2 separate regions of the Homo sapiens genome follow, and region 1 is linked to region 2. Evidence: chromatin loops called from intact Hi-C (ENCODE). Cell type or tissue: left ventricle myocardium inferior. All regions are shown on one strand. Each heading gives the region's core, and the rest is flanking DNA. Links, peaks and the distances in the headings are about the cores only.

What was found. A loop is a pair of places that touch in the nucleus more often than their neighbours do. Peaks named below come from ENCODE experiments on the same cell type or tissue, not always from the same donor. Only the 100,000 strongest peaks of a DNase experiment are listed, where the experiment ranks them.
Region 1: a loop joins it to region 2, with 5 times the contacts of the local background. A loop is called at or near these places in 29 of 110 quality-filtered maps.

The regions. Positions count from the first base shown.
Region 1 is chr13:84,894,964-84,910,607 of GRCh38, forward strand. It overlaps LOC105370290 (a long non-coding RNA gene), which reads right to left and starts at 7,468. Exons shown (of 8, transcript XR_007063929.1): 1 at 7,383-7,468; 2 at 1,285-1,401. In left ventricle myocardium inferior, for the core only: no CTCF peak of the experiment used is centred there; no DNase peak of the experiment used is centred there.
Region 2 is chr13:85,816,761-85,832,404 of GRCh38, forward strand. No RefSeq gene overlaps it. Among named protein-coding and RNA genes, the nearest start is that of SLITRK6, 25 kb to the left of the region's middle. In left ventricle myocardium inferior, for the core only: no CTCF peak of the experiment used is centred there; no DNase peak of the experiment used is centred there.

The DNA of each region.
Region 1 (15,644 bases), core at 6,004-8,503, 920 kb before region 2:
CAGGGAGGGGCCCCCACAGCCAGCCCCAGAGATGGTCCCCCACAGCGCAGCTGCGGGCTGAAGGGCTCCTTGAGCGTGGCCAGAGCGGACGCAGAGGACGAGGAGGCGCCCAGAGCAAGCAAGGGCTGCTAGCACGTTGTCACCTCTCAATTAGCGGGGGCTACCCCAAGGTCCACAAGCCTACCTGGTGAGGGAGTCATGAGTAAAAGTAAGGTTATATTCTAGTTATTTAGAAAATATTTCTTTCATTCTTTAAATTTTTTATCTGCTTTTTTATATTGCTAAAGCACTACTAATAAAATACTAATTCGGTTGTACTCAAACTTTTTTTCTACTAAAAATAATCTAGGTGAATGGTAAATTAAAAAAAATTGGGAAATAAACGGCCTGGCGCAGTGGCTCACGCCAGTAATCCCAGCACTTTGGGAGGCTGAGGCAGGCAAATCACAAGGTCAGGAGATTGAGACCATCCTGGCCAACAGGGTGAAACTCTGTCTCTACTAAAAATACAAAAATTGCCCGGGCGTGGTGGCTCAGGCCTGTAATCCCAGCACTTTGGGAGGCCGAGGCAGGTGGATCACGAGGTCAGGAGATCGAGACCATCCTGGCTAACATGGTGAGACCCCACCTCTACTAAAAATACAGAAAAATTAGCCAGGCATCGTGACAGGCACCTGTGGTCCCAGCTACTTCGGAGCCTGAGGCAGGAGAATGGCATGAACCCGTGAGCGGAGCTTGCAGTGACCCGATCTCGGCTCACTGCAAGCTCCGCCTCACGGGTTCATGCCATTCTCCTGCCTCAGCGATTCTCCTGCCTCAGCCTCCCCCAGTAGCAAGTGCTGGGATTACAGGCATGAGTCACCATGCCCAGCCCATGAGGGCCTTTAAAAGATGTGAGGTTGTAAGGATCCCTTCTGTAATGAGCAACGTTTACAGATCAGAGATGTTTTACTTCTTTTTTTTGAGATGGAGTTTCGCTCTTGTTGCCCAGACTGGAGTGCAATGGCGTGATCTCAGCTCACTGCAACCTCCATGTTCAAGCAGTTCTCCTCCCTCAGCCTCCCGAGTAGCTGGGATTACAGGCATGCGCCATTACGCCCGGCTAATTTTGTATTTTTAGTAGAGACTGGGCTTCTCCTTCTTGGACAGGCTGGTCTCGAACTCCCGACCTCAGGTGATCCGCCCCCCTCGGCCTCCCAAAGTTCTGGGATTACAGGCGTGAGCCACCGCGCCCGGCCCCATTTTGATAATCTTTTATTAGGAAAAAAATATCATGAACATTACCTGAGTTTTCTTATTTAATGCAGCATACATCACTGCTATTCCATTAAAACAGACAATTTTCTCACATTTTCCAGCAGGTGGCAGCACAGACTCGCTATTTGAACCAAGTTTACGCTTCTAAATAGGCAAAAAGAAATGGTAAAAAGACATGAATACAGAATATTTAGAAACATTTTGGGGCACTATAAAACATCTTTATAAAAATGTTAATAGTGGCAAAAATCATGTTTTCATTATTGTAAATCATATTTGTGTAGGAAAAGTAAAATTCAAGATCATGGTGAGTTACCCTTTGAATTAGAACTTTTCTTAGAATCATCTCAGGCACATTTAATGAAGCTTTCTTTGAGAGACTATTAGTGTTTAATAAATCTAAAATAGAATAAAAGTTGCTTTGAAAATCTGCCTTAATTAGTGATACATATCTTTTTTATTGTACATAATCCTAATACTACGTTGGATATTTAATTAAAGAATAAAACAACATTAGAACTCTTGCTTTAACATGAATTCTACTCAGTAGAATTGCCATATGCAAGAGAAAATATCTGCATTACCCAAACTAGCTTTTCTCCTCTGTTCTCTAACATCGCCGTCCAACTGATTGTATCAAGTGGTAAACTCGATTTTTTCAAGCTGTCCGTCTCCCTCTTCCCCATTCCATGTATCAGCTCTTGTCATGTCTTACTAATCTCTTACCACTTACATTTTATGGGATCTGTCTAATCTTTTCTATTTCCCTGCCACTTCTCTGATCTGAGCCACCATATTATTTAGATAACCTCTTTGTCTCACAAAACATCCACCAGCCTCAGTATTTTACTATTACTGTGCATTGGAGTGAGAAAAATTTCTGTAGCAAAAATTATGTTATATCCTTGCCTTTCTAAATCTATGGAAGGCTTTGTCAGTGCTCCTTAGATAGAGTTAACCTCCTTTACTCAACAAGTTAAGATAATTTGTTAGGTGCTGGAGTATAAATAATGAATAAAGAAGAAATTGGCCTCAACTACTGAGTGTAAGTATTTCAGGGAAAATTAATGAAAAATACATATAAAATTAATATTAATATAAAAATTAATATTGTAGTTTGACTGTGTTAAAGAAGTTCAGCATGTTAAGGGAGCATAAAATAAAAGAAAGTGGTCCAAAAATTCTCTCTGAGCAATGCTATTTATGTTAAGGATTCCAAGAGGGAGGAATGAAACAATCGAGGAGGGAGAGAAAAATGAATGGGCAAGTAGAATGGGTGGAGACCATGACACTGTGTATGAGCTGTATCCTCCTATGCAGCTTGAGTGACATGCTGAAGAAGTACTCGCTTATATTTGAACTTTGTTGTCATCGAAGAATTGATTCATGGGAAATTCCCTGATCAGATTTGTAATTTAGGAACTCAAATTGCATGAGAGGAATGATTTGTGGCTGGGAGTGAGGGGAGTGAAACACAAAACAAGGAAAGGATCTATCTACTTAAGAACATAGTTTTTAAGGCCTTTAGTGGAGTTGTGGAAACAGTGCTGAGGAATGAAAAAAGTGTAAGAATGATAAAGTATTTCAACAGAAGAAATTACATTGCAGAAAGGACTCTGTAATGAGTCTTAAGATTGTAACCTGTGTAGGCCGGGTGCAGTGGCTCACGCCTGTAATCCCAGCACTTTGGGAGCCCGAGACGGGTGGATCACGAGGTCAGGATATCGAGACCATCCTGGCTAACAAGGTGAAACCCCGTCACTACCAAAAAAAAAATACAAAAAATGAGCCGAGCGTGGTGGCGGGCGCCTGTAGTCCCAGCTACTCGGGAGGCTGAGGTGGGAGAATGGCGGGAACCCGGGAGGCGGAACTTGCAGTGAGCCGAGATGGCGCCACTGCATTCCAGCCTGGGAGACAGAGCGAGACTCCGTCTCAAAGAAAATAAAAAAATAAATTAATTAAAAGAAGATTGTAACCTGTGTAATGTATAGAACTGAAATGTCATTACTAAACTAGTAAATATAGAAGAACCAACAAGATGATTGATTAATACAAGCTAATTTTGTATATTTTGAAGTTGAGCATCCTGTGAGACTGCCAGTTGTCTATCACAAACAGAATTTCGATAAAAGTTTGAACCTCAAGATGGAGTGATAGTTCAGTATCTAGGGCTTAGTGGAGGCTGGAGCTAACCACAAGGAGCTGAGGTACCAGTGCTGTGGTGAAACGGGAAAAGTTCCCTTATCCCCCTCGCAGGGCGTGAGATGGGGGTGTAGCTCATGGGGGTGTACCTCACTTCTTCGGTGCCCCGTTGTTCAAGCCTCTAAGGGAAGCATGCAGACGGGCCGGCTGTGAGGCTCTGATCCCATAGCAGCGTCTAGAGGTGAATGTTTACAGCTCCTGAACCCCCAGTGGGCATGTGTTACAGGGTGCTCTTTTAGGTTAGCTGTCTGGAGGCGGCTTGTGTTAGCTCAGTTAGATCCCTGCCTTATCACAAGGACAGAGGGCTTTCTGTATCCTGGGGTTTCTTGCCTTGATGTACCAGAAGAATAGGATCACCCGTGGGCTTGGAGAATGAGTGCAGGGTTTTACTGAGTAGAAGTAGCGCTCAGCAGATGCGGGAGCCTGAAGGGAGATAGAGTGGAAAGGTGGTTTTCTTCTGTATTTGGGCTGCTCAGCGGCTGGGCTCTCCTCTGACTGCCCCGGCCGAACTCTACATCTTCCCACTGGTCCATGGCCTGCCAGCCTGCTGGTCCCTATTGATGTGCCCTTACGCCAGCGTGTTCCTCTTGATGTTCAGCCACTTGTGTGTACCCACTAGGGTGTTGGGGTTTTTATAGGCACAGGATGGGGGCGTGGCGGGCCAGGGTGGTCTTAGGAAATGTAACATTTGTGCAAGAAAACAACTGTCTGTTTTCACCTAGGTCCATGGGCACAGGTACTGGAGTGGAGCCCTAGCCAGGCACCCGCCCTTCTCTACCCAACACTTCCCTACCCCTCTCCCGTATCAATGGAAGTAAAGATAGTGTGCTTCAAACTCTCTTTTCAAGACATCTGGCTGCGAAAAGATTAAAAATATAGAACAGAAACAGTGGAGAAAATGCCTGTGTTTTGTTTCATATCTTGAGTTTCGTTTCATATCTTAGGATGGGAGGAGCATAAATCTTAAATACTGAGGTCAAAGAGCCAGCGAAAAGTAGTGGCTAAAGAATCATCACGAGTACATATTCAATGATACAACATCCCACAGGTGTGGGAGGCACGCAGGTGATAGAGAACACAGGAAATGTGATGTTGAGTGCGAGAGCAGCCGCCAGCCTCTTCCATATGGACATGAGGGGAGGATGGGTGAGAAGGTGAAGATTTTTGTAGGTGAAAAACAAGTTCACTTTGGTTTCCCACTTTTAAAATAGAAAATGAGACAATCAGCTGAGAACAAACAAGATGATTGTAGTTTGGGGCACGTTAGTAAACAAATGAAACTTTATAAGTCTACTTCAGGGAAAGAAAAAGAACTGAGTAGAAGCACGAAGAAGGACTAAATGCAAGAAACAAATCATATTTCAATTCTAGATTATAGAACATTAAAGTCAGCTTTCAATGCCGTGAGAGACAGTGAGGTCATATAGTGGATAATGGGTGTTAAATATTTCAGAGGTGGTATATTTTGGGGTCACCACCTCACATAAAAAGACTGGTAAGTTTACAAAAATATGTCCTACTACTCCTTTACAAAGGGTAACAAAAAGCACAAAACACAACAAACTAATATCAGAGATTTTTAATAGGAAATTTACAGTAAAATTAGAGTATGAAGAATATGTTTGAACAATGTGTTAAACAATATACGTTTAAAGCAGGATGGATATATAAGAATGGCACAGATATAAATATTGTTTAGGAACTTATAAGAACATTGATGTTATTAAGAGGAAAACTTGTGCACCTCACAATAAACTTCAAAATCCTACTGATCAAGATAAAAATAAAGAGAGATGGAAGTGATAGATTTCTCACTCAAATGCTGTGCAATTGCCTAAGAACCTTTTCCTTTTCTTTCTCAGTCTACCTCTTCAGTGATAGATTGCTCTACAGCAATCTCTTTTTTCCTCATCTCAATCAACCTTCCATTTTTCTCCTTTGAGTACTTTGGGCCCCAACATTTTCCCTCTTTGGTCAATTTGACCTTCTTTCTGATTTCATATTTCTTTCTCTTTTTTTTTTTTTCTAACTTGTTACATTTATGTGTAACTACTCTGTACTCAGCCTGGTGTTAAATCAACTTTTTAAGGTGTATTATATTAAAGAGCAATATTATAATGATTTAAATACTATTGATTGTTTTGCCTGACTTTATTCTGGAACTCAAGAAACATAAACAAATATATTTTTTTAAAAAATCATTTTTGTCTCAAAAGACAAAACTGTGGACTACAGCAGAGAAAATAATTTAATTTTGCTACACTAGTAAAATTCATTTCTTTTTATTGAAGATAAGTTTTGTAAAATCAGCAGACAAAAAAATCATCTGGTTTATGAGGTAAATGATGGTTTTCTTTATTTATAAAACACATATTTCTTTAAAATGCTTCTCCATTTTTATTTTTTCACATACTGAACTAGTCTGTTCTCATGCTGCTAATAAAAAGATACCTGAGGCTAGGTAGTTTATAAAGGAAAGAGGTTTATTTGACTTACAGTTCCACATGGCTGGGGAGGCCTCACAATCATGGCAGAAGGTGAATGAGGAAAAAAGTCACATCTTACATGGTGGCAGGCAAGAGAGCCAGTGCAGGGGAACTCCCTTTTATAAAACCATCAAATCTCGTGAGACTTATTTGCTATTGTGACAACAGCACAGGACAAACCCGCCCCCATGATTTATTACCTCTTCCCAGGTCCCTCCCACAACATGTGGGGATTATAGAAGCTACAATTCAAGATGAGATTTGGGTGGGGACACAGTCAAACTATATTGCATACTAAAGAAGAAACTATGTATATCCTTTAAGTTGCCAATATATTGACATACCTGTTTGTTTATTGACTTGTCACTGTTCACATATTCAAGATGCTTGGAAATAACACTCCTTTAACCATCTGAGGTATTTACAAGTTTGGCTTAATAAAAAGATCACACAGCAGAGTAAAGAGGAAGGGAACATGTACAATGGCATTCATCAGAAGAATTGTAGATTTCATATTCCCTTTCTTGGTAGCATGAGGTATTAGCTATAGAAACAAAATTCTGTGTGGAAAATCACCCATAGAAATATAAGGAACATACAATAATGTTTTAGCTCTTGAGCCAGACTGAGGTCAGTTGACCTAAATTTTGTGATAATGTGCATCTCTACTGGTATGAATTGGGCTCATATTTGTTTGTGTCTAGCTATGGTTCATTTATCTAGCTTGAGCTCAGCTGTGGGTGGCTCTGCTTCAAGGGTCCCTAATCCACACCTCATTCCCATGAACTTACTAGGAATGTTCTCACTCTCACGGCAATTTCAGAGGAACTTATGCACAGGTGAAAACACGTAGGGACCCTTGAAGTATATGTTTAGAACTGGCCCATCATCACTTTTGCTTCATCCTGTTGGCCAAAGGATATTGCATGGCTGAGGCTAATGTGGAGAAACAGAAAACTGCACACTGTTCACGTTTGAAGGGCCCTTAAGGTTATGGCAAAAGGTGTAATCCAGGGAGAAGTGCAGATGGTTGCCAATAACATAATCTACTTAACCACCTGAACAAGTAATAGTTTTAGAAACAGAAAGTCAATATTTGGAATGCCCGTTGTTTATTCCTCACTACCTAATTAACCTTCAGACTGTGGTACATTGCTTAGATTTCTCTCTTGTAATAAAAATTCCATTACCTCTGTGAAAGTTATCCTGAGAGAAAGAAATAAAAACAATTTATATAAGATGATTGTACGTGAATTTTCATTCACTTAAGTTTCTCTGCAGTTGAATTTCCTTCCTACTTTTGGAGAATCACTGAACTGTAAAGCAGAGACTGCTTCATATTATTTTAAACTGTGAAAACTACTGATATTTATCTTTTAGGCCCTTTAATACACAGTAAAATCCTTGATATAGGCTTCACCAATCAAACACACCTACCATAGACTTGAATTAAAATTTAATCATGTGAGAAGTCAAGGATGACAAGGCGACAGTGGCAGCTGCAGCCAGTTCCTGTAGCTGCAGTTGTAGCAGTTTGAGTGACAGTATGAATGTCCTGTTTGTGAAGTCATCAGTGATGTAATCTGTAGTGTTTGTTACTAGTAAATACAAGGAGAAGAAAAATAATTTAAGCCCAAGAGAACCCCAAAATGTAGCTCACCCTGGCAATGTCTGGCCCATTTTCCCTAGACCTTTCATATTCTCTGGGTGATTTTCAACAGTATCTACATCCCTGAAGCTGAAAACTCCTTTCCCTTGGATTTTGGAAAGATCAGTTTCCTACATAGTTTTGGCAGCAGGCAGGATATGCAGGGAAATATAGCACCCAGTAGCAGCCCTCACCAATGATGCTTAGGAGTTAGGGTATAAAAACCACAGATACTTGACCCCATGAATGGGGCTGATAGAAGTGTGCGTTTGCATCCTTTCAGTGTTTCCCCAGTGGATTAAGCCTTAATAGCACTTTAGGGTAGCTGTCTTAATACTACAGTCATTAATAGGTGTTTATTCTATTATCAATTCCCTACTTCCTTAATCATTTCATTTTCCAAATCAACTACTTTTACTTGAATTCTAGAGGCTGGGTCTGCTTCTTAGAGAGTATACATTAAGGTGCTAGGTTTATATTTCTGATGGTAAGTGAAATGGTACAGCTTTAAAAAACACAACCACCTTACACAGTCAGAGGCAATAAAAATTCAGATTCCTTAAGAGTGAAGAAACTACAATGAGATTATCAGCTGACACCTGTTGGAATGTCTATTATCAAAAAGACAAAAGATAAGTGTTGACAAGGATGTGGATAAAAAAAAAATGCTTGTGTACTGTTGGTGGGAAAGTAAGTTAGTACATCCATTATGGAAATAGTAGAGAGGTTTCTCAAGAAATTAAAAATAGAAATACCATATGATTCAGCAAACCTATTTCTGGTTATTCAGACAAAGGAATTAAAATCAGTGCCTCAGAGAGATATTTATATCCCCATGCTAATTGCCCCACAATTGACAATAGCCAAGATATGGAAACAACCTAAATGTCTGTTGACAAATGGATTAAAAAAATCGTGCTATACAAGATATGTAACAAAATAATATTTAGCCTTAACAAAGAAGGAAATCCTGCCTTTTGTGACGACATAGATAAATCTGGAGGCAATTATGTGAGACGAAATAAGCCAGACACACAGAAAGATAAATACTGTGTGATCTCACATACATGTGGAATCTACAGTAGTCAAACTCATAGCAGCATAGAGTAAAATGGTGGTTTTCAGTGGCTCGGGGTAGGGAGAGATTGGAGATGTTTGTCACAGGGTACACAATTTCAGTTATGCAAGATGAATGAGTTCTGGAGATCTAATATATATCAATGTGGTTTTAACTAACATTATTGTATACTGTGAGCCTAAAATTTGCTAAGCAAGTAAATCTTAAGAGTTCTCATCAAAAAGTAATCATGTGAAGAGATAGATATATGAGTTTCAATATGGTGATTATTTTACAATACATACATATATCAAAACATCACTTGTACATCTTTAATATATACAATATATATTTGTTAATTATATATCAATAAAGCTGATAAAAATTCATGAAGATATATAGATAGATACATTACTTCACAGGGCAAAAACTTAACAACTGAGTTGTTGGCTGTGGTACAGGACTTGTGGTGTGATTAGCAAACCAAGGCAGTAATAAAAAACAACTACGATCTATTGACAATTAAAAAATGAAGACTTATGGGCATTAACTCATATTTCCTTTCTTGCTCTGTCATATGCATAGCTATATTAGGCAAATACTTTCCCTCTTCTGTACACTTCATTTTCTTTTTTCTTCAATAAAGGGTGTATGTTGTTGATAATATCAAGATAACATTTTAACAAAAGCAAGATTTTAATGGGCATGATTGGATGATTATGGTCTTACATTGGTTTCGGTAATTCATAGTAATTTGCTTTAACCCTTTCGATTGGAAGATTAACATGTATTTGATTGTACAAGAAATAATTGCATTATGTTAGAAAAAATGTATGATTTTAGAAGTATAAAGAAAAGAACAAATAATTATACTAATATTGCACAGCCAAAGTTGATGATGTTGAAACCATCTTACTATTATTTTTTTGCTTCTTATTAAATTAATGTGACTTGCATTTTTTCCACTATAACAAAATGCCTACTTCTAACAACAGAGTTTGAAATTTTTGGATTCTTGCTTCCCAAGTCTCTCTTGCTGTTAGTGTGTGTGCTTGGAAACTAGAATCCACCAATCTCATGCACCTGTCCCAGACATTGAATTAGAACCAAAAAAAATAAACGTCCACGGCCGTTATTTATGGTGGGGAATCAGTAGGATCCATCTCCAGTTCATAGAATAACAGTGGCAAGAGTAACCCTAGAAGAATTGTGGGTCAAGAGCAGTGTGAAGGCAATCCACCGTGTCTATGCCTGTTGGTAGGAGCAGCGAATCTTCACTCAACAGTCCTGTACTTGACTGTGATCACCTTTATTGGCTAGGAAGTGTCCAAGCCCAGTTCTCTAGCCCTCCTCAAGATCTTGGGAGCTACTCAACAAACTTTTAAGCTACATGATTACTCATAACATATATATGACAAAATTATATTATCTTAATAAACTGAAGTGGTATATACATGATCAGGCTCAAGGATATCCTGAAGGCACAAGTAAATTACATGAGGAAGTGGTTCAAATGCCCATGGTTTCCACTCCTGCCATGCTGCCTTCTCTCCCCCAGTCTGCACCTATGGCCTCATGGGGAGTTCCTTATGATCAGTTGACAGAGGAAAAGAAGACTAGGGCCTTGTTCACAGATGGTTCTGCACAATATGCTGGCACCACCTGAAAGTGGACAGCTGCAGCACTACAGCCCCTTTCTAGAAAATCCCTGAAGGACAGCGGGGAAGGAAAATCTTCCCAGTGGGCAGAACTTCAAGCAGTGCACTGGTTGTAGAGTTTGCATGGAAGGAGAAATGGCCAGATCTGTGATTATACACTGATGCATGGGCCTTAGCCAGTGGTTTGGCTGGATGGTCAGGGACTTGAAAGAAGTATGTTTGAAATTTGGTGTCAAAGAAATTTGGGGAAGAGGTATTTGGATGGACCTCTCCAAGTGGTCAAAAACTGTGAAGATATTTGTATTCCATGTGAGTGCTGAGGTCACCAAACAGTGACATCAGCAGAAGATAATTTTAATAATCAGGTGGACAGGATGACCCATTCTGTGGACACTACTAGCCACTTTTGCCAGCCACCTCTATGATCTCTCAATGGGCCCATGAACAAAGTGGCCCTGGTGGCAAGGATGGAGGTTACACATGGGCTCAGCAACATGGACTTCCACTAGCCAAGGCTGACCTGGTTATGGCCACTGCTGAGTGCCCAATTTGCCAGCAGCAGATACCAACACTGAGCCCTCAGTATGACACCATTCCTTGGGGTGAACAGCCAGCTAGTTGGTGGCAGGTTGATTGTAACTGGATGTCTTCTATCATGGAAAGGAGAGAGATTTGTCCTATTGGAATAGACTTACTCTGGATATGGGTTTGCCTGTGCTGCACACAATCCTTCTGCCAAGACTATCATCCCTGGACTCAAGGAATGCCTTATCCACCATCATGGTATTCCATACAGCATTGCTTCTGACCAAAGCACTCAATTTACAGCTAAAGAAGTGTGGTAGTGGGCTCATGCTTCTGGAATTCACTGGTCTTGCCATGTTCCCATTCATCCTAAAGTAGCTCTATTGGTAGAACGGTAGAGTGTCCTTTTGAAGTCACAATTACTATGCCAACTAGGTAACAATACTTTGCAGGGCTGGGGCAAAGTTCTCCAGAAGGCCGTGTATGCTCTGAATCAGCATCCAATATATGGTACTGTTTCTCCCACAGCCAGGATTCACGGGTCCAGGAATCAAGGGGTGGAAGTGGAAGTGGCACTACTCACCATCATCCCCAGTGATCCACTAGCAAAATTTTTGCTTTCTCTTCTCATGACATTATGTTCTGCTGGCCTAGAGGTCTTAGTTCCAGAGGGAGAAATGCTGCCACCAGGAGACACAGCAACGATTCTATTAAACTAGAAGTGAAGATTGCCACCTGGCCACTTTGGGCTGCTCCTACCTTTAAGTCAACAGGCTAAGAAAGGAGTTACAGTGTCGGCTGGGGTGATTGACCCGGACTATCAAGATGAAATCAGTCTACCACTCCACAATGGAGGCAAGGAAGAGTATGCATGGAATACAGGAGATCCATTAGGGTATCTCTTAGTATTACCATGCCCTATGATTGAGATCAATGGGAAACTACAACAGCTCAATCCAGGCAGGGCTACAAATGGCCCAGACCCTTCAGGAATGAAGTTTTGGGTCACTCCACCAGGAAAAAACCATGACCTGCTGAGGTGCTTGCTGAAGGCAAAGAGAATACAGAATGGGTAGTAGAAGGTGGTCATCAATAACAGCTACGACCATGTAACCAGCTGCAAAAATGAGGACTATAATTATTGTGAGCATTTCCTCCTTCTTTTGTTAAAAACATGTTTTGCATGTATACACTTGTACTAAGAAAACAGCTTCATTCTATTTCCCTTTTCCTTTATCATGTGACGTAAGATTTATTGACTTCCTATCAGCATTTCAGTGTTAACTTTATGGAATAGAATTTGGTTTGGGGGTTGGTGTGTTTCCAGTTGTATGAATGGTAGTTGCATTATGTTAGGCATAATTATGACCTTATTATTGTCTTTATTTGAAGATTATGTATGATCTCAGGAGATGTGTATGGGTTCAAGTTGACAAGGGGTGGACTTGTAATAGTTAATACTGAGTGTCAACTTGATTGGATTGAAGGATGCAAAATTTTGATCCTGGGTATGTCTGTGAGGGTGTTGCCAAAGGAGATTAACATTTGAGTCAGTGGACTGGGAAAGGCAGACCCACCCTTAATCTGGGTGGGCAGCATCTAATCAGCTGCCAGCACAAAAACAGGCAGAAGAACATGGAGAGATTAGACTGGCTTAGTATCCCAGCCTACGTCTTTCTCCCATGCTGGATCCTTTCTGCCCTCCAACATCAGACTTCAAGCTCTTCAGCTTTGGGAATCAGACTGGCTTCCTTGCTCCTCAGCTTGCAGATGGAATATTGTGGGACTTTGTGATCGTGTGAGTTTCATACTCCTTAATGAACTCCCCTTTATATATACATATCTATATATACACATATATATGTATATGTATATGTATATATAGAGAGAGAGTGAACACAAGAGAGAGAGAGAGAGAGAGAGAGAGAGAGAGAGAGAGAGAGAGATCCTATTAGTTCTATCCCTGTAGAGAACCCTAATACACCCTGTCTCTACTAAAAAAAAAGTACAAAAGTTAGCCAGATGTGGTGGCACATGCTTGTAATCCCAGCTATGGTGGCATATTCTTGTAATTCCAGCTACCAGGGAGGCTGAGGCAGGAGAATTGCTTAAACCCAGGAGGTGAAGGTTTCAGTGAGATGGCACCAGTGTACTCCAACCTGTGTGACAAGAGTGAGGATCTGTCAAAAAAAAAATTAGATAATCTATTAGTGCTATAAATAGCAAAACCACTAATGGGGATGAATATGTCTGTATGTCTGTGTGCGCTCACTCACACACATACATATTATTATTTTCTGAGTCAAATTGCAAACAGAATTAGAAATAATACAAGGTTAAATTCCACAATCAGAGAACAAAAAACAAAGTGAAAGTAAAATAAAGAATAAAAATCCAATTCAAGAAAAAAATTGTCACAGATAGGTTTCACTAGTCAAACAGTAGTTAACTTTACAATAAAAATTTAGCATAAACATCATTTTTATTCTCCTGGTATTTATTTCATAACCATTAATTTCTAGAATTATTTTATTTTACTCTTTTAATTTGGTAGATTAAATGGTTTATATATGTGAAAAAGTCTCTTTGCTGCCACCTCGCTAAATGATTTACCACATTATGAGGATACTATTATAGTAATTAAAGGTTCCTAATATCTTAATTTCTTCCTTAAATTTCTAAAATAATTTCAGTACATTTAAAAATGCTTTAACATCCCACCATCTAGAAGTTTCATTATTTATATTTCATAAACATCCAACATTAAATGTTGGCAAGGATGTAGAGCAAGAGAAATGCTCATTCATTATCAGGGGGATTGCAAAATAGCACAGCCATTTTGTAAGATAGTTTGACAGTTTCTTACAAAGCAAAATATATTCTTACCATAAAACCCATCAGTCATGCTCTGTAGTATTTACCAAAACAAATTAAGCAAACTCTTATGTACATTACACATTGCACACAAATGTATGGGGCAGCTTCATTTATAATTCTCAAAAAGTGAAAGAAACCAATGTATTCAATACCATAGAAGATGATTGTTTATCCTTTTAATACTTTTTAGTATGGAAAACAAACATATTCATTATATGCACTGGAATATACACCTCTTTTCCCTATCACTTCGTCAAACTGATTTATTTTTACATTTATGACTACACATCAACTGACATAATTAGTCCTTTATAGTTACATTTCATTTTTTGATTTAGTTACATGTTTTTCCAAATTTAATAATTGATTTTTAAAAATTTGCTAAATTTATTAGGTAACAGATTATTCTCTTCCTCACATTTCTGAAATAATTTCAACACATTTAAAAATGAACAGACACTTCTCAAAAGAAGACATTTATGTGGCCAACAAACATTTGAAAACAAATCATCATCATTGGTCATTAAAGAAATGCAAATCAAAACCACAATGAGATACCATTGCATTCTAGTTAGAATGGCGATTATTAAAAAGTCAGGAAACAACAGATGCTGGTGAGGCTGTGGAGAGAAATAGGAAACCTTTTTTTTTTTTTTTTTTTTGAGATGGAGTCTTGCTCTGTCACCCAGGCTGGAGTGCAGTGGCAAGATCTTGGCTTACTGCAACTTCTGCCTCCCGGGTTCAAGCAATTCTCCTGCCTCAGTCTCCCGAGTAGTTGGGATTACAGACGTGCGCCACCAGGTACAGCTGATTTTTGTATTTTTAGTAGAGATGGCGTTTCCCCATGTTGGCCAGGCTGGTCTCAAACTCCCAACCTCAGTTGATCCACCCACTTCGGCCTCCCAAAGTGCTGGGCTTACAGGCGTGAGCCACCACACCCGGCCATAGGAATGATTTTACTCTCCTGGTGGGAGTGTAAATTAGTTCAACCATTGTGGAAGACAGTGTGGAAATTCCTCAGGAATCTAGAACCAGAAATACCATTTGACCCAGCAATTTCATTACAGGCTATGTACCCATTGGATTATAAATCATTCTACTATAAAGACACATTCATGCGTATGTTACTGCAGCGCTATTTACAACAGCAAAGACTTGGAACCATCCCATATGCCCATCAATGATAGACTGGATAAAGAAAATGTGGCAAATATACACCATGGAATACTATGCAGTCATAAAAAAGAATGAGTTCATGTCCTTTGCATGAACTCATTGGACATGGATGAAGCTGGAAAGCCATTATTCTCAGCAAACCAACTCAGGAACAGAAAACCAAACACCACATGTTCTCACTCATAAATGGGAGTCAAACAGTCAGAATACACGGACACAGGAAGGGGAACATCACACACTGGGGCCTATCTGGGGGTTGGGGGCAAGGGGAGGGAGAGCATTAAGACAAATACCTGATGCGTGTGGGGCTTAAAACCTAGATGATGGGTTGATAGGTGCAGCCAACTACCATGGCACATGTATACCTATATAACAAATCTGCATGTTCTGCACATGTATCCAAGACTTAAAGTAAAATTTAAAAAATAAAAATAAAAATAAAAAATACTTAAACATCACACCATCTAGAAGTTTCATTTCTTGGTGATGTCCTTCCTGGATAAGGTTACTTAAGTTCAGTAGATAAATTAAAAAAGAAAGAAAGAAAATCAGTTAAATTTGAAATTTAAATAAATGAATAATACTTTATTATGAATATGGATCCTCCACTATTTGGGACGTATTTACACTTAAAAATAGTTCCTCTGGAACTGAAATCTAACTGGGATCACCTATGTTATCTGTCAGCCTATCTAATGGATGTATTTGCTCCTGATAATTATCTTTATTGCCCTTTTATCATAAATTTCCCATTTTCT
Region 2 (15,644 bases), core at 4,442-6,941:
TATATTTAAGAAAACATTTTATTATTTTGAAATGTATACAAAACTGTTAAAAGTTAATTTATGGTGAATAATTTATATAATAAATTTACCCTTCCAAAATCAGTCTATTTCATAAAGCTGTTTCAGGTCAATACATGGCCTATTAATTGTCACTGGAATGCTAACACTTTTTTCTATTATATGATTGAAAATTATTTAAAAATTACTTTAAATTTCATAGGTTTTCAGGATAGGATAAACTATGACTAAATATATCTTTTTTCAATATCTTTATTAGTAAATTTACAGCTCTAAATTTAGTATTGAATACTATTTCATAATAACAAATAATACAAACCACAAATACAAAAAGTCACATCATAAATGATTTAAATAAAACATTATATTAGCAACATTTTGTTCCCAAGGTAAAAGCAGAGCATAGACACTCAAAGGAATATATCATTATTTTGTATTTGCAAAGAATCTTTTGTGTTTTTAATAAGGTATTTACTAAAATTATATTTATTGTAGTAACATTATGTAGGTATCAATTAATCTTCTCTACGGTTTATGATAATTAAGAGAAAATAGAAACTTAATGAATAAAATATTTGGAAAATTATGTGTTTTTAATCACAGGAAACAAAGAAAATTAAGGTTAAATTAATATGTGGAAATCCAGGAAAAGTCATAAAGTGCTTTGCAATCCAGTAAAGTTAATTTAGCAATGGAATTAACTTATTATTTATATGAATATCAAGTTTAATGATTTACACAATGAAAGCTTAAACTTTTATTGTTGGCTCCCCGTTTTTATTTCTACTTTTTTTAAACCTCATATGGATTGCAATGAATTTTTATAATTCAGTTTATCTTAGCTTCATACAATAAAAATGAATCTCTGGCTTGCACATACTCCAATGCGGTTGTTTCTGGCCACTAATCTCTTGTGTGACTTTGCTCCAAGCAGTAATTAGAGTCATGCCTCTTTACATTTGTGGTGCTCACAGCTTCTAGGGCTGTTAAGTTATTCTAGTTATGGAGACAGAGAAAACGAGAGAGAGAGACTGAAGAATTGACAAACCGTTCTAGGGCTAGACCTAGAAGTGATGTATGTCATGTCCACTTCATTATATTGGAGCTCTGAATTAACTGGATATTGGTACAAACTAGAAGTTACCACTAGTATCATTTCTTCATTGTATTTGTCTCTGTCTGCAATTTGTTTTGAAATTACAGTGGTGTTAGTATTTTATATTTTTCTTAATTTATGAGCAAGATGTAGGTTTTCTTTTGATAAAATGTGAAATGTTCCCATTTCACCTAAAACTGAAAAAGAATATGATTAAATAGAAGCCCCTTCCAGAAAAGAAAAGCTTATGGAAAGCCTCACCTTTGATGTGAAGAAGTAAGAGAAAGAGGAAGAAAAGGATAAAACAAATATGTTAGAAAGATCACAGACTTCTGCTCCCTTCTCAACCCATTTCTTAAACTTGAAGAGGATGATAGTAAATTCCAAATAAGTCCAAATAAAGTAATAATACAGAAAGTACCAGAAACACTGTTCTCCTGATGTGATCTGGTAGAGGTCATAAGTCTTCAAGAGAACTCTTTCATGTAACTATGTCCCACATGTGTTCCACATGAAGTGGACGCCTAAATAAATATTTGTCCGTGCATGTTGCTTGTGGCTTTCAAGAGATACTGAGGTTGTCAGGTGCCCTTTTGAGTTGATTAATACATGTTTGAAGATAAGTTTCAATTGTCAGTGCCAAAGTTTACATTCTTGCACATGTGTTTTTGTTATTTGAAAAAAACAACTTCCTGTTTTAGTTGTCCTTAAATGTAGCTAGACACATGCACTTTTCTCGTCTCAAGAGATATTTTCATCAAATTGTCAGCTAATATTTGTGATGGTAATAAATTTAGTATTATAAATTCATTGGAGAATATAAGCATTCTTATAGCCTTTCTTCCCACACTGGGATATGGCATGTGTTTCTATTTATTCATGTCATTGAAAAATTATTCTTCTTCTCTTTTTGAGACAAAGTCTTGCTCTGTCACCAGGCTGGAGTGCAGTGGCATGATCTCAGCTCACTGGGCAACATCCGTTTCCTGGGTTCAAGTGATTCTCCCGCCTCTGCCTCCCAAGTAGCTGGGATTACAGGCATGTGCCTCCATGCCTGGCTAATTTTTATATTTTAGTAGAGACAGAGTTTCACCATGTTGGCCAAGATGGTCTCGATCTCCTGACCTCATGATCCGCCCGCCTCAGCCTCCCAAAGTGCTGGGATTACAGGCATGAGCCACTGTGCCCGGCCCATTAAAACTTTATAATTACATTCATAGATAATCACATATATTCTAGTTTTTTTAAACATAATTTTTGTAATCATAGAAGGCATTTGGTTTTTAACAGTTTTCTGTTTAATTTAGTGCACTCTTTTTGTGGCTCTTGTTTTTGAAACATTTTTCAGTTTCTTTCTGTATCTTTAATTTCAAAATGTTCCTTTGTATAAAAATAAGCTCAAACTGGAGTTGCTTTGTAGATCATTTTAATCATGTACAAGGTTGCACAAAACATGTAATCATATTCCTTTGGGGTTAAACATGCACTAAAGTATACTATTATAATTGTATCAAAATTAGTTAATTATTTAATTTTATGAGTAACTTCTGACCAACTAAATGTTGACTAACTTTCTCATTTATAACCTTTAACATGTCTAGAAATCATTATCAAAGCAACAAAATGGTTGGATAAATGTCAACTGTTTTTATATGTCCTTTAAAAGGCATCTGTGTAACAGACATGCATTATTTGCAGTAATCACAAAGATCAAAGAGATACTTAGTACTCTGCCCCACGCATATGCAAAACAGTCAATTTAGTTTATATAATGAAAAACAGGTTGCCAAAAATATAACACTTGTCCATCTGTTCCTTCACTTTATGTGGAGCTTTATCCCAAAACCTCACGTAGATAAATCTGAGTAATTCTAAGTAATGCTGTCCTAGAGGCTTATTTCTTCACTTGAATGAATTTGCCCATAAGGCAACAATATTTAAAGCCTTCTCTGTTTAAAAAACATGTACTTCTTGGTAAGCTAAGTGATCTATAATTGAACATTATCTTTGATCTATGTTGCTATTGCAAATAGGAATGACAAATAAACCTAAATAAATATCTTATTTAAGAATTAGTAACACAACAAAAATTTGTAGTTTTGTTTCAAAGTCAGTTTGAAAATCATTCATTGTGAAACGACTCACTGCTGCCCCACCATTAAATGACTACACACACACCTACACACACACACACACTCCTGCCTATATATCTATCCATCTCTATCCCTTTACCTTTGGCATCATTTTGAATTTTGATTTTTGGTTTTTTGAAAGCCAGATTTTGATATTCACTACTCTTCTCCTTTCATAGTTTATTTAAATGACAATCATAAATTCATTCATCACTTTATTAAATAATCTGAGAACTTAATCATTGTCAGAACACTGGATGCTGTATACAGTCAACAAGAAAAAAGAATCCAGAACTTCTAGATTGTACTGTAATCAGAATAGCAATAGGAAAGATATGTACATATATAATATAGTTGGTTAATAACAATTATGAATGATGATAATCTTTTTTTTTTGTAATATGGGGACCTAACTGAATTTGAAAATTTAAGCAAGACTCCAAATAGAAGTGACATTTATGCTGAAGCTTCCAGAAAAATTAGTCATAAAAGGGCTCATTGATTGTGTGTGTGTTTGCAGGAGAGAGAGTGTTTGTTGAAAAAAGAGACAATATATGTGGGATTCTGGCAGTTTCAGTCCTCATTAGTCAACATTTGGGTGGGAAACTATGAGCTGTACACATTGAAGATTAAAGATTTTCATATACTCTGCTTCCTCTGAACAGCAAGGCCAAATGTGTAACTGCGGATGCCTCTTTATTTTTTTCCCCAGAGCTAAAATAAATAAAAACACACATAATGTATCATGCCATGAAATGTGCATGGTAAACTTTGAAAAATAAATATAAGTGAAAGGAATTTTAATGATGGAAGGGCTTTCTGCTCCCAATTCAACTCTTAAGAAGCCATGAAATAAGGCATAAGTATGGATCTTATAAATCTTATAAACTAATACAAAATTCTGACAATGCCTGGGCAAACAAAGCTTCCATAATATGATATATGTCCAGGTGAAGACAGCTTGTAATAGAAAATATCTGGGTATAGCAGACTAAGTTAAGCAAAAGTTTTTAAATGGCGCTCTTGCTTCATTCCATTTTTACTTAGGAGAACTATTCTGTTTTGTTTTGTTTTGTTTTGTTTTGTTTGAGACAGAGTCTTGCTCTGTGGCTCAGGCTGGAGTACAGTAGGCATGATCTCAGCTCACTGCAACATCCACCTCCTGGGTTCAAGGGATTCTCCTATCTCAGCCTCCTGAGCAGCTGAGATTACCGGTGTGTGCCACCATGCCTGGCTAAATTTTGCATTTTTAATAGAGACAGGGTTTTGCCATGTTGGCCAGGCTGGTCCCGAACTCCTGATCTCAGGTGAACTGCCCGCTTTGGCCTCCCAAAGTGCTGGGATTACAGGCGTGAGCCACCATGCCCATCCAGGACACCTATTTCGTACCCATTTTTCCGCAATAGAGAAATTAGCAGCTATAGCCAAGGGTGAGAGGTGTGTGTGAAGGACACAATTCAATAGAGAAGCCATGAAGAGCTACAGAGCTGATGAAAGTACAGGTTGCCTGGCCAGCTGCTATCAGCCCCTTCATATTTTCTGCTTGATTCTTTCAGATGATAGAGAATATTCTCTTTCCAGAATAATCAACTGGTAGATTGGCCATGCATGAGGATTATTGATATGGATCACACAACATGGTTGTGTGGCTACTTCAGGTGCTATCACTTAACAATTCCTAACAGGTCACTTCTAGTCTTATGCCTGCAGGAAGGTTTTGGGGAAAAACAAACAAACAAGCAAACAAAAAAACTTCCTATAATGGGTCCGGACCTGCCATTTCCCTCTCGGCATACATCTTGTTCATGACCAACAATTGGTCATCCTTTGCCCAAAAAATTTACAGGAGTTAGTCATTCTTCACAAAGTCTAGTTCCCTAGACTAGACTATCATCAGATACCTAGCCTACAGTCTTTAATTTGTAGCTTTCCTGGTTTGGGTCTAGCCTAAGTGCATCACTCAGAATCAAGAGGCACAGGTTAAGTTCTGAGTGGTCTCCTGGAAGCCCTTCTCACTATAAATGAGAATAAATAACATATTTGTCATCTCCATGTAGATTTAAGAAAATGCCACCAAATCCTAAAATTTTCCAAAGAGATCATCTCTTCTTTCCCAATAACCCCAAACTTATTTATACTCTGAAGGCTTATGGTGACTCTGCCTCTCTAAACAGGTTTATACATATCTTCCTACAAGTCTTGCATACATTAATTACCATCTCATTTTGGATATGGAGATACTTAACCAAATACTGATATATCTTGGTCTTCTGATGCCTCAATCCAAAGCAGTTAGAACAATTTCCATTTTAACAGAGTCTTACAATATTAAACTGAAATGAGAATATGATATCACCTAAGGACTTTCACTCAATTTCCTGCACTTGAGCTCCAATAAAGAAATATCAATTTAATTTGATTTTCATGTTTTTGTAAATATTCTTTTGTAATATCCATTGTGCCATTTAACTCCTGGAAATGGGGTGAAGAAAATTCTACGTCAAAAACAGGGAAGATATAACACATGGGAAAAAAGAGTGGACCAAAAAGATTGACAACCAAAAAAAAAAAAATCTGGAAAGGAAGTAGATGCCTAGACAAATGTGCCCTGACTTGCTTCTGTGTCCCCAGGTCATGTAGAAGAATGTACTAAGGAGACTGAATGGAATTCTAAGGGCAAGGGTGTTTTTCTACCATCTCTATTTTGAACTCTGGAAGAAGCCCCTTTCTCATAGTTTTTCCTGTTCAAAAATGTGTGGAGCATTGTGTCTGGAATGTTGACTCAGTGGTGACAGGAGAGGCAGATATTTTGATAAATCTAATATGCCATCCTCCTCTTCACTGGAGAACTTGAATGATCTTGGATGTGAGAGGAGAGCTGGTAGGCTGGTATCAGGACAAAGAAGTCAGGGTATAAAAGAAATTTGTATTACTGCAGCAGCAGATTCCTGCATGGTGTTCCCTATTAGGCCAAATAGAATCTGTATATCTCATTAAAAGCCAGTCTGGAAATAGAATAGATGAGATAATCCGTAGCAAAGACTAATGGGAATCTGAGATTCCATTGACTGGAAAGTTTAACATGTGGTTCTTGGTGTGCCCCTCTCGACCCACACACACAAACACTCACCAACATAGGGACACCCAAAGGGGAGGAAGACTCAAGGAAGAGGAATTAAGTTATAAATTACTTATTGTTTGCCTAACTGAAGTGTAATGGTCGAATGGTTGAATTGTAACCTGTCACATTAGACCAGAATAATAAAACATTTGACAGACTATCATTCAGATTATTAAAATAATTTATCTAATTTATCATAAATATCCTAAAGAAAATATCTTTATTATTTCTGAATGATTAAAATGACCACGTTAGATAATATGAGAGAAAGTGAATAAAAGATGATTATTTTATTTGCCTGAACACCAAATTGAAAGCCAATAATTAGTTATAATTGTAATGTTCATAGCGCACATTGACTTTCCACAGTACTTGCGTCGGAGACATTTGGACAAGAGCAAATCCATCTTGAACAGGTGCTCGGTAAAATGAGGCTGAGACCTACTGGGCTGTATTCCTAGGAGGATGGGCATTCTTAGTCAACAGGATATTCACAGTTAAGGAAATAGGTTAATAATGTTTACTGAACAGACCCGGGACTTAATAGAGCCAGGGAATGTCCTGATGATACCTTAAGAGCAAAATATTCTTAGTCTAAGAATAAGCTTTGCTTTAAAGATGATAATATAGATTCTTGCAGAAGACAGAATCAGAAGACTCTGCTGATAAAACAGGATGCAGTAAAGAAGCCAGACAAAATGTGCCAAAATTAGAAGGGCAATGAAAGTGACCTCTGGTCGTCCTTACTGCTCATTATACTCTGATTATAATACATTAACATGCTAAAACACGCTCTCACCAGCGCCATGATAGTTCACAAACGCCATTGCAATGTCCCGGAGTTACCCTATATGGTCTGAAAAGAGGGGGAACCATCAGTTCTGAGAAATCTGCATCCCTTTCCTGGAAAACTCATGAATAATCCACCCCTTGATTAGCATATAATCAATAAATAACCATATGTATATTCAGTCAAGCAGCCTATGCTGCTACTCTGCCTATGAAGTAGCCACCGTTTTATTATTGTATTTTCTTAATAAACTTGCTTTTACTTTCTTCTGTGGCCTCGTCCCCATTTATTTCTTGCATGGGATCTAAGAATTCTCTCTTGGGGTCCGAATCAGGACCCCTTTCTGGTAACACGTGCATTCTTTGATAGTAAGTGCCAAAACTCCAGCTTTGTAGAGATGTGATATAATTAAAAGGAATACAGAATTATCTAACATTGAAACTTTAAGTTACCTTGAGTTAATATTTTGTATAATATATGACAGATGTTGAGTATTTCTGTGTTTCATTTGAAAATATAAAATGTCTTATTGCACCCCTAAAAGTTCACTGTGGTACGCTCAACACACATTTTGGGAACCACAGATACAGGATATATTCAGAGTAAGAAGTAGAATTAAGTAATGTTGATGGAATGGGTTTACTAAATGTATTTAATTTATGTAATGAAAATTCAACTGAAATTTACAAATTGAGGTGAAGCTACCTGATTTTAAAATAGTAATGATGAAACATTTTTGGTCAATTCTGACTACTTAAATAAAGGTTATTTTACTTATTTCTTTTTAGTAAAAATGAGACAAATGATCTGTATAATAAAGTTTACTTTAATAATTTAGCAGAGCACTTCATTCTAATGTGAGTAACACAGTGTAAGTCCAATTTAGGAAAATGTCAAACATTAATAATCACTCTTTTAATATGAAAATTATAAACTCACATATATCTGTTTTAAAACATTTGAGGCCAAGCTGTCAAAAAGTCAATATTGTATTTTTAAAAGTCCCAGAACATCCTTATTATTTTCTGCTTACCATTTACTTCATCTATCACAAATGTGAATGCATTAATAAGGGTACAAATTGCACACTTACCCAAAATAGCACATAATGACAAGTATGCTAGATTGTCAGAAAATATGGCCACCAACAAATCTTTCCATCCTTACACACCATCAAGAGGTAGAATTAATGTCCCTATGCTTTGAATCTGAACTAGACTTTAAATGCATTTTCATCATTGGAATTTTGGAAGTTAGTTACAGACTTAGGTTTTAAGAAGCTTGCAGCTTTCACATTTGTTCCACAGGGCTTGGATACTATATAAGCCTTTTCATTCTCCTGCTAGAGACCAAGGCCTAACAAGCTGAGATGTTAGACATATAAGCACAACTGCCTTGAATCTTCCAAGGACAGGAGAGTTTTTGCTAGATTCAGCTGCATGAACAATTCCAGCCAGCAGCATATGTAACAGAATTGCCTAGGTCAGCCCAAACAATCCACAGAACCATGAGCAATAATAAACATTTTTTTGAAAAATCTCCCTCTTTTAGGATTATTTGTTATGGGCAACACTCAAAGAAAACAAAGTGATACAAAAAATGGGGGTAATTTCATATTATTTTAAAGAAATGATTGACATCCATGTGTCTCTAATGTATATACATGTCTAGACATTAACAACGGATGTCTTCCAGACTATCTTTTCAAGACTGTTCTGACAAACGGATAGCCTTGGAAGATAGAGATGACTCATTGACCTGGAACAGATTTGCTTACATTCTAGGACAGTAAAAATAGAAATATCTCCTTCCCTGTAGCAGATTTGAATGACATTCCAAGGTAATAAAGATAATGTCTTTTCACTGAATGGGAGGATAGGCAAGTTGGCCAAGAGAGCGCAAAGAAGATTGGGCCTTCCATCATGGGTGTTTTATAACAATTCACACTGTGTGTGCAGGAAATACCTGGTCCTCATTTCATTACCCTGCATGAATTTTGTTTCGGGAAAGGGCAAAATATTTAATCCTGAGTACCGCTCTAGCTATGAGTAGTAAACTGCGTTGTTTGTGACCCAGGAGCTTCATAGTTTCTGCTAATATCTGTACGACTATCACAGTCTAATTCATTAGCAAAAAAACAACATATATTCTCAGATGCTTCCTAGTACCTGACAGTGACTTTCTCCCTAGTGGTACTGTTTCAAAGAGTTAGAGAGTGAGAAAACCCCTGCTACTCATACTAATTGTGTGGATTTTTATGTACCTGTAATTAAGTAATGATTGATGTGGCAATTTAGGGTAATCAAGAGGAAATATAAACTGACCTATCAACAAAGTGTTCATTTTACATAGAATGAAAATAATTACATTAGCTACTGTGAAATTATACTAACTAGTTTTATGGAGTTATGAAAAAGATTGACTAGGGTCAAGAGATCTTTTAGAGGTCAGCGCTAAATGTGTAAGTTTGTAGGTAGAGTTTTACATAAAGGAATTTAGAATCTTTTGGTTATATCTGTTGAAGCATGACAGTTGGAGAATATTTTCAGTTTTGTTTCATGGTAGAGCAAACTTTATGCCCAAGTCAGGATGTATACTGTAACTGATGAGAAAAAGTGATGAAGACAATCGAGTCGTTACGGCACACGGAATGAACCCAAACTCATGTTGCCTTTAGGTTTAATTTTGTGTGTTGGGGGGTGGGGTGTTAATTGTTGATCTGTGGATAGAGAGATTATAAGCAAATTGTCAAGAAGCTGTCTTCAAGGAGAGCTCGATGATACAAAGTTTTGGGTGGGAAGTTCACAGGTTATACTGATTTGTTTGCTTGTTAATATGTGACAAAGTCTGGATCAAAAGGGAGAAATGTCCATTTTTAAACAGGATACTGAACTCCTCTGGGGCTTAAACAGCAAAGACATAGGCAGCCTCTGGCAATAATGAGATAATCTCAACGTAATAGAGAGGACATTGGCAATCAGAAGCTACAAAAGGAGAGGAAAAGGAGATTGTTTGAGTAACATTAATTGACTGTTTTATAAGCATCAGTGAAACACTAGAAAGTAACAGGTACTTGGAGGATGCAGTGGCTTGGGATATGAATAAGACAAAGTGGGTAACTTGTCTTAATTCACATATTAGTTAAGTTTAAGAATATTTAAATTCCAGTATGTATTGTTAGATTTTAGAAGTTTTTAGTCATTGCTCTTTCTTTTGTTAGTTGGTATATATCACTAATATGAAACTTGCAGATACTGGGATGAAATCCTTTTTAGTCAAAGCCAGGAGAAAAAAAGGGGAGGGTTCATGCTTGTATGCTGGAGACAAAGACTGTCTCAAGGACTTTCTAAACTAACCCCAGATTGAAAGAACACCTACCCAATAATGGCATCTCCACCAATGAACTGGTACTAACTCTGTCACTGACTCTGTGAAACCAATGAACTCTGTTTCCAAGCAGTTTATGTGAACTTCACTTTTTGCCAATGAAAGTTTCCCTTTACTCTCCCCTCTTCAGATGCGTTTGTGGCGTGACATAGCTGTGCATCTTATGTTTTAATTCTCACTTCTAAATCCCAGATAAATTCCACATATTTGGAAGAATTTCTGATTTTTTGACTGACACTAAGAATGCCAAAATAAAGATACTTGCTTCACCCATCTAATTTTCAATATCACATATTTCTAACCAATTGAAATGCTTTTCCTGCAAGCGTATATTAATTTGGAGAGAAGGATACATATATTGAAAAGTCTTATTTTTAGAATTAATAAAATACAGAAAAATTTTATAGGCATGTGTTCTTAGTTTGATGTTTTATATTATGTGAAATTTAACATATGTGAAACTATTTCTAAAGGAAATTAGAAGGTTTTACTCAATTGTGGTTAAGTAATATGTACTGATGAATAAATCATTTTATTTAAAATAATTGAAGACATCTAGTTTTAAAATGTCATTCACCAAGCAAATAGTTTTAGTGAGATTTGGAGGTAATCTAAGCTTAATATGCATACCAAGTGATAGGTTCTTTGAAAGTACTACACAAATAAACAATAGGTTATTTTTATTTTAAATACAAAAATATTCTAAACTTGGTGAGCATAACTGGATTTCCTTACATTCTGTGACTTTATTAGTGCAGATTTTATATTTCTGTCTATTTTTTGTCATGAATAATGTGTCTTAAATATTTCAGTAAGTTGCATTTGCTATATGTTATTTTTATAGGGTTAATAAAATAAACTGTATAAACACATAAGTATTTGTAAATTTATAAATATTGATAGAAATTAAATATGTATTGTTCAAATGAGTTTAATTTTTTCTTAATGTCATAATATTGCAAGTGCTGCCATCTGCTGGATAAGAGCTATCATAGACATGGCAAAGCAAGGCAATATATGGTTCTATGTTCGATAAAAGAGAATGCCTTATAAAACTTCCAAGTTACCCCTAGTGTCTATAAAATCAGGGAATAGACCATTAAGAGATTGGCTAATATTTTTTAAATGTTTCATATATTTGGTTTTTAAATTATATCAATTCATTGATAGTTATTGATTGTGAAACCAATATCACTTCCTTGCAACCTTCAATAAATTGCACTGTGTCTTCTAAAGCGTTACAGCAGGCTCAGTTTTGGACATCAACAGATCAAGGAGTAGATGTTTTATGCATATGCCTGATACCACCAATTTTGCTTGGTTCACAGTCTGCAGGCAATTGAAAATATTATTTTGATTTCATGTTCTCAATTGAAAATACTATTTTAAATTTGTGTTCTCAGTTGAAAAATATTGTTTATCTACATATTCAAATTCATGTAAACATATACATACATACTGCATATATATGTATGTGTGTATTATATATATACATATACTCTTATATATGTGTGTATATGTATGTACACATACCCTCTACAAATTTGATATATGTATGTATCTATCATATAAAAATATAGGTTGCTAATGATTTATGTATGTATGTGATTATTCTCAAATTTTAAAGTCATTATAAAATTTTAAAAATATCCAAATATGAGGCATTTTTCTACTTTGATATTTTAAAATATCATATATATGAAATGATACTTTTACAAAGATTGTAATTAAAAGCTCTACAATAAGCCAGGCACAGCATGATCTCACTTATTGGTGGAATCTAACAAAGTTGGACTCATAGAAATGGAGAGTCGAACAGTGGTTACCAGGAGCTGGGGCAGTGAGGCTGGGGAGATGTTGGTCAAAGGATAGAAAATTTCTTTTAGATAGGAGGAATAAATTCAAGAAATCTATTTTACAACAAGATGACTATAGTTAGTAACAATGAATTGTATTCTTGAAAATTGCTAAGAGAGTAGATTTCAAGTCTTACCAAAAAAATGATAAAGAGGTGAGGTAACGCATGTGCTATTTAGCTCAACTTATCCATTCCACATAGTTCAAAACTTATTGTACATGACAAATATATGTAATTTTTATTTATCAACTGAAAAAAATACATCAGCAACCATAACAAAACAAAAAAAACCCACTTCTCCACCAGACGGCAATGTTGAGAATCTTAAAAAGAGATTTAAAAATATATTTAAATGGTTATGACAGAAATTAGAAAGTAAATGAAGTTATTTAATAATAACTAGCAAAAATAATAAATTAGTATACATTTTTCTTTAGTTATTAAAAAATCAGTGTGACAATTTTTAATTCTAGGAGTTTTAGCCAATAGGTTTTCATTAAGCGCAGACTATAAATCCTATAGCTAAAAGTTGAATAGAGGATTTATTTAATAATGATGCACTTTCTGATGTTTACATATTACACTGAAACCACCTATAAGAAACAGTAGAAACTGAATAGCAACTAAAAGAAAGAAGAAAACTCACCTCTTAAAATTACTAAAATATAGGAAAATAAAACATAATATAAAAGCCACACCAGATCTATAATAAATCATCCAAAAAGGAATTTTAAAATATTGGTATGGAGAGCAATACTGTAATATCATGTAGAAGCAAATGACATAATTTCTTAGTAGATAGCTGGGACTCAGAAAAACTGTGTAAAATAATTTGGGCCATTGAAACTAGAAAGTCAATGCAAAATTGTGAATTGCATGAATAATACAATATTCTATAGACATAAGCACTTCGGAAAACAAAAATCAATATTATTTGTTTATCTACTGAGAAATCTTAGCATTTAATGTAACAGTGGCAAAGTTATATAAAATAAATGTTAGAAGAAATTAACTGCCAATAAATTTCCGAGGGAATTTAAAATTATGCAGAGGTGACATGGAAGTCTTCATGGTCCATATAAGCCTAAAGAATATGTAGAAAATTGGTCGGGTGAAGTGGCTCACGCCTGTAATCCCAGCACTTTGGGAGGCCAAGGCGGGTGGATCACGACGTCAGGAGATTGAGACCATCCTGGCCAACATGTGAAACCCCATCTCTACTAAAAATACAAAAATTAGCTGGATGTGGTGGCATGCCCCTGTAATCCCAGCCACTCAGGAGCCTGAGGCAGGAGAATCACTTGAACCCGGGAGGTGGAGGTTGCAGTGAGCCCAGATTGCACCACTGCACTCCAGCCTGGTGACAGAGTGAGACTCTGTCTCAAAAAAAAAAAAAAAAAAGAAAATCAGTAATCAAATATGAGATAAAGAAATCTCTCTCCTCAAAGATGTAGCTCCAGTAAATATGGATAATTAATGTCTCAAACAATTTTAAATATTGGTCACTATGTTTATTTTATGGATCACTTTTTAAATGTAAAAGTATACAAGTTTACTTTCTTGTGGGATATTGGAAACCATAGCGTGGACATGGGGAAATAAAGTTGTATATGATTACTTGGGGTAAAGAGAGATTACAAGAGGTATTACTGGTAATATGAGTTGGTTCCTACTATGAAGGACCTTGAATATGTTTGGATTAATTTAAGCAAATGCTTAGCATTTGAATTTTTATCAGATTTGTGCTGTAACATGGAGATTTTAGCAATTTTGGAAGAGAGAGATTGAAGGCAAGGAGAAGGGTTACAGATTAAGACACTACTTAAGCCTGAAGATAATAAAATTTTAATCATATTGATAGCAATAAAGTAGAATAGAAAAACAGATAAGAGGGATAGCTACCCATGTAGATATGCATTTCTTTAGAAACCTGTGGAAAAGTAAGCAGAGGGACCATATAAACCATTACATCCATAATCCCTCATGGCTTTAAATCTATGACATATTCTCTTCTTGAAGGTTTTTATTCTATTGGCATGATTCAAAAGATACTCATAATTGAAAAAAAGCATGTGGAAGAAGATACATGTGGATCATGAAGTGTAGAGTTGCACTGACCTCTTCACAGCTCTTAAAATTAGAGAAGGGAGAAGACAGAAGAATTGGGTGAATGTTAAACGTTTTCTGTGTTCTAGGAAAGTATTACAGGGAACCAAATTGGTGAGGAAAAAGGCAGTGCAAGTTTGAATGGAAAATGACCCACTGAAAAAACATGGCCAATAAGAAGGGGAGATATTGGGCACACATCGTCAATGGTTCATGCTGTTTCAGAAAGCCTGAAGGAGATTGATGGGGAAAGACTGAGAGCATCAGTCTGAATTTTGTACAGAAAACAAAAGTCATTAGACATTTAAAGCGGAAAGGATTTCAATACAGGCAATGAGAGGCTTAAAAATGATTTCAATGACTAAAAGAATGAAAAGCAGGGGCTATTGCTGAAGAGTTGAGTGAAAGTCAAAGTACCACAGTTGTGTCCCTGATTCTGTTATTCTACAGTAGGAAAGCCTGTGATCAGGCACAGAAATGCTGAGACTGGGTACCACAATTGCTTTTCATTCACCAATGTCTCCACCTCATTTGAGACCAAAACAGCAGTGAGAATATAGCCTCTGTTTTACTTCATCTTCCAAATCTCCTGCCAGTGCATTTCACTGCAAAGGACTCTATATCCAGAATTCTAGTTTCAAAAGAATATAGTTTAGTTTATTATTTTCTGTTGTAGAAACGACACAGAGAAGGAGATACTAGATGACTATTAGCCAAGCCCAAAAATGTGAGTGAGGAAGATGAACTACATGATTTTAACAGTTGAGATAAACATGTCAGTGAGGATTTAGGTCCTACATAGTTACAATGCTAGTGTCTCCACCTACTCTTTTGTCTCAAGCAACGCTAATAGTAAATATTATCTCAATACTAAGACAAGAAATAATTGCACATGAGGACAGTTTGAAATTGCTCACGAGCTGCAACTTTTCTTAATACCAAAGGCATACTTTTTAACATTTTATAAATAATAATGATTAGGACATTTCTAATAACCTCAAATATGCTAACTCTGGCCCAAGGAAAAAAATTATTTTTATGAACGTTGGTAATATAGTTCATAAAACAAAAGGAATAATTTTCTTTTCAAAACATTTTTGGCAAAAAGAAAATGTGCCTGGGAAGATTAAACCTTT